2 separate regions of the Homo sapiens genome follow, and region 1 is linked to region 2. A link is a contact called in ENCODE Hi-C or POLR2A ChIA-PET data. All regions are on one chromosome and are shown on one strand. The core of a region is the stretch at or near the end of the contact, and the rest is flanking DNA. Distances in the headings are between cores, read along the strand shown. Region 1 overlaps MYH9 (myosin heavy chain 9). Region 2 holds the start of APOL2 (apolipoprotein L2).

Evidence for each region. A loop is a pair of places that touch in the nucleus more often than their neighbours do. ChIA-PET counts read pairs that join two places held with the same protein, here RNA polymerase II (POLR2A). Pooled maps may share reads with other maps.
Region 1: a loop to region 2 is called in a pooled map, with 8 times the contacts of the local background. The contact joins the enhancer-like site here to the promoter of APOL2 in region 2. A Hi-C loop is called at or near these places in 2 of 37 single-sample maps with no recorded cell type and 10 of 50 pooled maps. POLR2A ChIA-PET finds 5 or more read pairs at or near these places in 11 of 52 experiments (AG04449, CD4-positive, alpha-beta T cell, CD4-positive, alpha-beta memory T cell and 8 more).

What each region holds. Positions count from the first base shown.
Region 1 is chr22:36,326,055-36,330,637 of GRCh38, reverse strand. MYH9 (myosin heavy chain 9) reads left to right here. Exons shown (of 41, transcript NM_002473.6): 4 at 3,150-3,177; 5 at 3,977-4,070. Among named protein-coding and RNA genes, the nearest start is that of MIR6819, 41 kb to the right of the region's middle. RefSeq lists enhancers at 1,393-1,642, 1,621-2,250, 2,251-2,880. Within about 2 kb of position 1,822, at least 36 of the 41 ENCODE cell types and tissues checked have a DNase peak (open chromatin) inside an H3K27ac peak, as active enhancers do; they include CD4-positive, alpha-beta T cell, where a contact is called at or near this core.
Region 2 is chr22:36,237,945-36,242,365 of GRCh38, reverse strand. It overlaps APOL2 (apolipoprotein L2), which reads left to right and starts at 2,839. Exons shown (of 5, transcript NM_030882.4): 1 at 2,839-2,925. RefSeq lists enhancers at 2,551-2,600, 2,611-2,860, 3,398-3,912.

The sequences.
Region 1 (4,583 bases), core at 573-3,072, 89 kb before region 2:
AGGGTGGGGAGGTGGGCTGCAGAGTAAACTGAGTAGGCCAAAGAGCCCACTGGTTGCTAAGAATTCTAACCACCCCACTGCCCAGAAGAGATGCCTCTGAGATCAGGAACAAATCCAGAAGAACCGCTGTGTGGAAAGATGGCAAAACAATGATGATAATACCTGCTTTGTACATTACAATACAATACCTTGTAAGGTTATTGGAGGCCACACAAGATAACAGACCAAAACCCTTCCTGAGCATTGGAAAGACCTTTTCGGTTGCATGGGGCCATGGTACGATTCGTGGTGCATCCGGCCGGTGGATTTAGGATACTAAGCAGTGCGGTAAGAGATGCAATGAGGAGGCCTCCCAGCAGTTTGCCTTTCAGAAAGCATTTGTCCAGATGAATGTTCCTGGCAGAACAAATCCAGATTTCTTTAAGGTATGGTTAGGCTGTGTTGACAGTGGTAAATTGGCTTCAGGAATTGGACGGGGAAGGCTGGAGAAGTGGGAGAGCTAGGGACGCTCGGGTGGATGGAGAGGAGACACTGAATTTGGCTCTGGGGTTTCGGAATTTGAAGTGTGTGTGCCTGTGCATACATCCGTGTGTGTGCATGGCTATGTACATACATGTATGTTCACATTCACCTGTGAATACATGTGCCTTGCGTGCCTGTGTTTGCACTTGTGCTTGTGGATATGCATCTGTGAATGCGTGTGCAGCTGTGTGCCTTGTGTGGATCTATGTATATGGCTTTGCACACGTGTGTGCGCATGTATTTCTGTGCACACGTACCTCTGTACACCTACCTCCATATGTGACTGTGTATGCACAGATGCTTGCGTGTCTATGTGTGTGTCCATGCCCTTGTGCGTGCGTGCGCCTCTGTGTGCATGCCCTCGAGTGTGTTTGGGGGCTCTGCTTCCTGTTGTTCAGCAGCAGAGCCTCTGACTCCTCCTCACACAATTAGAGGAATTCCAGCCATCCTAGGGACAGCCCTGGGAAAACGGTTCCTCTGGAAGGGTTGGGGAATGTTTCCTTTTATGGTAGCATTGGGCCGTTGGCTGCTCACGACTTGCCAGCACTCGCAGGTACATTCTTGCCTGCTAGTAGAGCCGGTGACTAAACATGCCCACAGCTGGGGCAGACCACAGGGAGACGCAGTGGGGGAGGGCAGGGGGCTGGGATGACAAAAATGTTTGTTCCAAACCCTTATCGGTTGCCACACTGTCGTTAGGGGCCAGCAATGAAATTGCTCTGTCTTCCCCAGGCTGTGGTTCCTGCCGCCTCCCTCCCTTCTGTCTTCCCGTCTGTCTAGTCGAGGATGCAGGTCTCTAATCTCTGTCCTCGCTGTGCAGGCTTGAAGGACTCGTGTTTTTTGAGAAAGGCAAGGGGGAGTAAGGCTTGCCTCCCCTAGAGCTTGCCTCCTGAGTAGTTTCCACATCAGAGAGCAGGGTGTGGGGTGTGTTTGTGAATGAGAGTGACCCAGCCCCTCTGCGCCCCCACCCCGTTGATGCTTAGGGGGCTGGGAGGAAGCTGCGGCCCAGGGCAGGGGCAGCTGCCATTGGTGTTGGGTGTGAGGTTTGTTTTTTCTTCTTTCTGTCTGGGCTTCCTTTTCCCTCCTGAATGACCAGTGGGCAGAAGAAGAGATTGGAGGCAGTGCCCAGCCCCACACGCTGCTGAGGTCAGGCATGCTAGAAAGCTCACCTCGGAAGAGGCAGGCAGCCTAGCTGGTCGGTGGCTACTGGTGTTGAACGGTTAAATGTGTCTCCTGAGGCCATGCACGTGGAAAGCCGTGAGTCATTCTCCCAGTGCCTAGTCACGCAGGGCCCTGACCAGGTGGTGCGAGCCACTCAGTGTGTCCTTCACACGTCGCTGAATCCGTGTTTCCACCCAGGGCTGATACTGTACCAACAGCCACGGATGCTCCCACTGCCCTGACAACGCCACTGCCACCCATCGTGGCGACGTCGCGTTGGGGAAGTCGGTATAGACAGCAACCGTTTGTGGAGCTTACTGTCTTTACAGGGACTGCGGCAGGTCCATTTTATGTGTTATTTCTATTTTTCAAACTAATCCTGCAAGGGAGTTAGTAGCAGATCTTACTTTGTGGATGTAGAAACTGAGACTCAGAATTAAATACCTCACTGCAGCTCAAATATTTGTAAGTAGCCTGATCCTGGATTCAGGCCAATTTGACTTCAAGGACGGTGAGGCTATTAGATGGGGCGGGATAAAACGGAAAAAAATGAGTTTATATTTTCAGCTGTTGCTTGAATACCCAGTACTGAACAGCCAGGATGCCTTAGTGTTTCTGGCAAACTTAGCTTTCAGAGTGTGGGCATTACTGCCCCTCCTGTACTGGGGGAGGGTGGGTATTTATAACCTTCCTTGCCGAGCAGTTCATAGAGCTGTTGATAGTTGCTGAAAGTTCCTGACACCCGGCTAGAGAACAGGTTGTCACAGAAACCCATCAGAAGCTGTCATTCTTTACAAGCTGCCTCTAAAGTGACATCATTGCACGCCTTCCACTTGCCAGACACCGTGCTGGTGTGTTCACATGTGTTGTGGACACAAGTACTGTTATCCCACGCTGCGGAGGAGGGAGCTGGGGCTCAGAGAAGCCTGCGCACCTGTCCCGGGTCTCAGGCTGTGAGGCAGCATCTTATCCCAGGGCTGTCCCGTTGCAAAGCCAGGCCTCGTCACCCCTCCTTCCCCAGCCTCTTAAATGGTGCTCCTTCCTTCAGTGGGGATGGTATTTAGAGCACCTGCAGCAGGCTTCTTTCTAACAGCTTCAGCCCCCCACCCCGTTATAAACACACAGGGCAGGTCCCACTCAGCTCCCAGGGAAGTCGACTCCTGGAGAGTTTTCCACACACTAGTTCCTCTAAGGTGGGAGACACAGAACTATTTCTGGTTTTCTGGTGGGGGCTGAACAGCGTGGGTGGACAATCTGAGCTCCTGGGCGGCAGGAGCAGCTGCCCAATGGCACTCTCCCCCGAAGATGCTCCTCCTAGCCAGGTGTGAGGGTAGACTGCGAGATCCCCACAAAGACAGCATCTGTGACACTGTGCTCCCTGTCTGGGAAACGGGCAGCTCTTTGGGAGCAAGGTGGGGAGGCTTTTGCATCTGGCGGGAGTTAATCTGATGTCTTCTTTGTTTCAGACCGAGAAGATCAATCCATCTTGTGCACGTAAGTATTTCTCCGTCTGGGTAGTGGTTCGTTTCACCCCAGTCTGTTCTCATTCTTGAGGTCTCCTACTGAAACCACAACTGGGGCTTGCAGAGTCCCCCATTCCCAATTCAAGGCCCCTCCTCCACTTCTCCAAGGGATAGGACTTCAGTTTGTGTGTTTGCTACTCAGTGGTCCCACTGCATGGATGAGCTCAATTTCAATCATCCTTCCTCAAGGAGCCAGTGGGAAGGAGGGTGGAGCTTATGGCAGAAAGGAAAAGCAAGATCTCTCCACAATCCAGCTGGGAACCAGCTCCTCCGTAACTTCTGGGTGGAAGGCATTCCTTCTTGCTCTGGATGGTGGCTTTTCTTTACCTGAATTGAAGTAGACACTGGGGCCTCTCAGCCTCTGAACTTAACAAGGAGATCCATAAACCCCATTGCCAAGAGAGTTAATGGCACAGAACATTCCTTTAAGTGACGTTTCAAAGGAACATGTACAAGTGCCTTTGACCCCTAAGTCCACAGCTGCCTAAAACTGATTTTTAAAACACTTGGATGTGAAGTCACTTGCCCTGACAAGTGACCAGGACAGGCAGTGGATTTCAGTTTACTTCTGTCTGGCCCCTGGAGAGCCATGGGAAGTGAACTGCCTGAGGATTCCAGAGCGTTTATGTGGCAGTCCCGTTTTCTGCCACACGTTGGGTCCTTCACGGGCACCCAACAGAATGCGAGGCAGTGGAGCGTGCAGTGGGAAGGGACAGAGGTCAAGGACTTGGCCATGCCTAAGCCCGGGACTTCCTTGCCTCTCTTGGTAGTGGTGAATCTGGAGCTGGCAAGACGGAGAACACCAAGAAGGTCATCCAGTATCTGGCGTACGTGGCGTCCTCGCACAAGAGCAAGAAGGACCAGGTGAGTGCTGCAGCCCTTGTCCCTGTGGCCGCCTGCTTGGCCTTGGTGGGATGATGGAGGAAGAGCACTTAGTGGTCCCGGCTTCAGCTTTACAAGAGGATGCTTTGGGGAATGAAGCAGAGGCTGGGCCCATTTCCATTGAGGCAGTGGCGTGGCCTGTCCTGGGAGTGGTCCAGCGGTAGCAAGCCCATTCCATCCTTGGCCTCCTAGCCTTCTGAGTTGCTATGGAAACTGGCGAGGTCCTGGAGTTTGCATGGCAGCCCTCTTGGCTTTTGCAGCTCGTTGCTGTGTGTCCTCCCCTTCTGAGGCTGGAAGGCAGATTCCAAGACTTGGTCCTCAAGTTGATGGAGGCTTGAAAGGTCTCAGGCAGACCTGTATTTGATTCCATTTCTTTTCCCTGCTGTTGAAATGCCTCTGGGTGGACAGCCACCCACCCCCACCACCCCAGCGAAGACAGAAAGGGCAATTGGAAAGTCATCTCACCTCCATTTTTTTCCTCTCCCTTTTGATGGA
Region 2 (4,421 bases), core at 1,590-4,089:
CAAGCCAGTACTACAAGAAATGCTAAACGGAGTTCTAAGTCTTGAAACAAAACCTCGAAATACACCAAAATAGAACCTCCTTACAGCATATTGTTTTATAAGCCTTAGGGCCTATAAAACAATAACACAATGAAAAAAATAAGGTATTTAGGCAACAACTTGCCTGATGAATAGAACAGCACTTTATATCTCAATACTAACATTGAATGAAAATGGGCTAAATGGTTCACTTAAAAGGTACAAGGGCTGGGTGCAGTGGCTCACATCTGTAATCCCAGCACCTTGGGAGGCTAAGGCAGGCAGATCACGAGGTCAGGAGATCGAGACCATCCTGGCTAACACAGTGAAACCCCATCTCTACTAAAATACAAAAAAAAAAAAAAAAAAAAATTAGCCAGGTGTGGTGGTGGGCGCCTGTAGTCCCAGCTACTCGGGAGGCTGAGGCAGGAGAATAGCATGAACCCAGGAGGTGGAGCTTGCAGCGAGCCAAGATCGCACCACTGCACTCCAGCTTGGGTGACAGAGAGAGACTCCATCTCAAAAAAAAAAAAAAAAAAAAAAAAAAAAGGTACATAATGGCAGAATGGTACCGGTATAAAAATAGGCACATAGATCAAGGGAACAGAATAGAGAACCCAGAAATAAAGCCAAATACTTTCAGCTAACTAGTCTTTGACAAAGCAAAGAAAAACGTATAGTGCGGAAAGGACACCCTATTCAACAAATGGTGCCAGGATAATTGGCAAGCCACATGTAGAAGAATGAAACAGTATCCTCATACAAAAATCAACTCAAGATGGATCAAAGACTTAAATCTAAAACCTGAAACCATAAAAATTCTAGAAGATAACATCGGAAAAACTCCTCCAGACATTGGCTTAGGCAAAGAATTCAGGACCAAGAACCCAAAAATAAATGCAACGAAAACAAAAATAAAGAGATGGGACCTAATTAAAGTAAAAAGCTTCTGCACAGCAAAATAAATAATCAGCAGAGAAAACAGACAACCCTCAAAGTGGGAGAAAATATTTGCAAACTGTGCATTTGACAAAGGACTAATATCCAGTTTCTACAAGGAACTCAAACAAATCAGCAAGAAAAAAAAAATAATCCCATCAAAAAGTGGGCAAAGGACATGAATAGACAATTCTCAAAAGAAGATATACAAAATGAAATGGCCAAAAAAATATGAAAATGTGCTCAACGTCACTAATTATCAGAGAAATGCAAATTAAAACTGCAATAAGTTGCCACCTTACTCCTGCAAGAATGGCCATAATTTAAAAATCAAAGAAGAATAGAAGGGTGCAGTGGCTCACACCTGTAATCCCAGCACTTTGGGAGGCCAAAGCAGGTGGATCACTTGAGGTCAGGAGTTCAAGACCAGCCTAGCTAAAATGGTGTGAATATGGTGACAAGGGAAAACTTTTACACTGGTGGTGGGAATGTAAACTAGTACAACCACTATGGAAAACAGTATGGCAACTCCTTAAAAAACTAAAAGTAGAATACCATTTGATCCAGTAATCCCACTACCGGGTATCTACCCAGAGGAGAAAAGTTATTATATAAAAAAGATACTCGCACATGCATGTTTATAGCTGCATAATTTGCAACCGAAAAAATATGGAACCAACCTAAATGCTCATCAGCCAACAAGTGGATGAAGAAAATGTGTGTGTATATACACACACACACACACACACACACACCCCTATATATGTATATGCCATGGAATATTACTCAGCTGTAAAAAGGAAGGGAATAATGGCATCCGTAACAATCTGGATGAAGTTGGACACCATTATTCTGAGTGAAGTAACTCAGGAATGGAAAACCAAATATTGTATGTTCTCATTTATTAGTAGGAGCTAAGCTATGAAGACACAAAGTCACAAGAAGGATACAATGGGCTGGGCGCCGTGGCTCACACCTGTAATCCCAGCACTTTGGGAGGCCAAGGCAGGTGGATCACTTGAGGTCAGGAGTTCAAGACCAGCCTGGCCAAGATGGTGAAACCCCATCTCTACTAAAATTACAAAAAATTAGCTGGGTGTAGTGGCAGGCACCTGTAATCCCAGCTACTCGGAAGCTGAGATGGGAGGATGGCTTGATTGTGCCACTTGAAGTAGCTATGATTGTGCCACTGCTCTCCAGCCTGGGCTACAGAGCAAGACTCTATATCAAAAACATAACAGAAAACATAACCTCAGAAGCATTACAATAAATATGCAATAAGCATCCACCCAGCATGTGTGGGGGACTGTGCTGATGCTGATGGCATGTGTGGGAGTAAGGCAGGCATCTGAGGAATGTGGGGGAACGGAAGGACGGGGAGTAATCTGGAGAGCCCCACGGTCAGTCAGTGGCAGGTCTTTCTTGAGCTCAGAAAGGTTAGGTAACTAGTTCAGATCAGACAGTAAAACAGGGGCAGAGCCTGGAATTGCACTGAGGCTTGAGTCTGACTTCTCTCCCCCACCTGCTGTGCCCTTAAACTGCAGAGATCGGGGCGGGGGTTGGGGGGCAAGCGGCTCAGATGGGTTCAAAAAACTCCCCAGGCTCAACTCTGGTTCTGACTGCCTGAGACATGGGCAGCTGACACAGCAGACCTTGAATCCTGAGGATGTGAGGCAGGTGGGTTGGATGAGAGGGACCCGGATGTCTGGTCTGCGGCTGCTCCTCTAAGTGCAGCAGCAAGGAGGCTGGGCCTGGACTGCAGGTGGTGCTGGGGAGCAGCGTGTTTACTGTGCTTGGTCATGAGCTGCTGGGAAGTTGTGACTTTCACTTTCCCTTTCGAATTCCAGGGTATATCTGGGAGGCCGGAGGACGTGTCTGGTTATTACACAGATGCACAGCTGGACGTGGGATCCACACAGCTCAGAACAGTTGGATCTTGCTCAGTCTCTGTCAGAGGAAGATCCCTTGGTAAGTTGGGGATAGTGTGATCTACCCCCATGTCCTTATTCTTGCAATAGCTCTATAAGGGAAGGATCATTCAGCTTTTGTAGATAAGCTCAGAGAGGTTAGGTAGCTGGTTCAGATCAGACAGGAAAGCAGTGGCAGAGCCGGGATTTGCACCCAGGCTTGAGTCTGATTGCTCCCTCCCTCCTGCTGGGCGGGTAAACTGTAGAGAGAGGTGGGGAAAACAGCTTAGATGGGTTCACAAAGCTCCCCGGGCTCAGCTCTGGTTCTGACACCCTCAGACACGGCCAGCTGACCCCAGAAGAAAGGTAGGTGTTGGGGGTGCCCATCTCTTTGGGAAATTTGAAGGAATCAAAGAAGGTGGAGGAGGGGAGGTGACCTGGAGCCCGGCATGTCCTTGTGGCCGGGCCACACCCAGGCTGGCCCCAGGGTGCTGCTGCTGAAGCCCAATGGGAACAACAGATTTCTTTTGAGACACAAGGAACTCAGAGGTTGTCTCACTCACCCTGAGTCTGAGCACCTACTTGTGCCAGGCCCTGTGGGGAAACTGAGGCCCTGGGAGGGGAATGACTTGCCAGGGTCCCGTGTCAGGAGGCTGAGCAGGCAGATCATAGGACTTCACGTCTCTGGCCCTCACCTCTGTCCCTCTGTTCAGACCTCTGAGCTGATAGAGAAGAAACAGGCTGTGCTGTGTCCCTAATGGGAAACATGGCTGAGACAGGGGAGTGAGAAGGTCGCATTGCAGAATGGTACCTGTGGCATGATGCCAGCTTTGCAATCATGAGATTCAAAAGCCACACTGTGGAATTGTGAGTATAACTACAGGAGTGAGAGCTTAGGTCTCTGTGTTTGTAGAAGCAGAATCAAACCTGGACACTGTTGGATTATTAAAATCACCCATTTTTGCTTCAATATCAGAGTCACAAGGGCAGATGTTGGCCTCCCCTCTGCCCTCCAAGAGCTGTGTGACTCTGGGCAAGTCACCTCCCCTCCCAGCCTAAGATTTTTCCCCTCTAAAAAACTTGATAGAGCTGCCAAAAGTCCATGAAATCAGGGGGGTAATTTCTGTGAAATATGAGTCATGGTCTTATTTGTTCTTCACCAAAAAGAGATGCCCATCAAGATAGAAAGAAAAATTAAATTCAATTTCTCAACTGAAAGTGAAACTGAAGCTGGGCCATGTCATCCAGAGGCTGGTTGCTTTTAGTTCAAGTAATGCCTCCTGCACCTGGGATTTCAGCCAGGCTGTGCCAGGGAGGGCGGAGGGCATCCAGGTCAGTCGTAGGGGGTGCAGCTGGGAACACAACAGTGTCCCCATTGAATGTTCAGAGTCTAAAGGGGAGACAGAGGCCCAAAGAGCCACATACAGGTAGAGCTCCCTCTGGAAAGCAGAGTGCTCAGGGAGCCTGGGGAGGGTTGGGGGCCGCCGCATGGACCAGGCAGCTTTGGGTGGGTCTCTGAGGACAGGTGACTTGCACATGGTGGGGACAGTGGGGGGG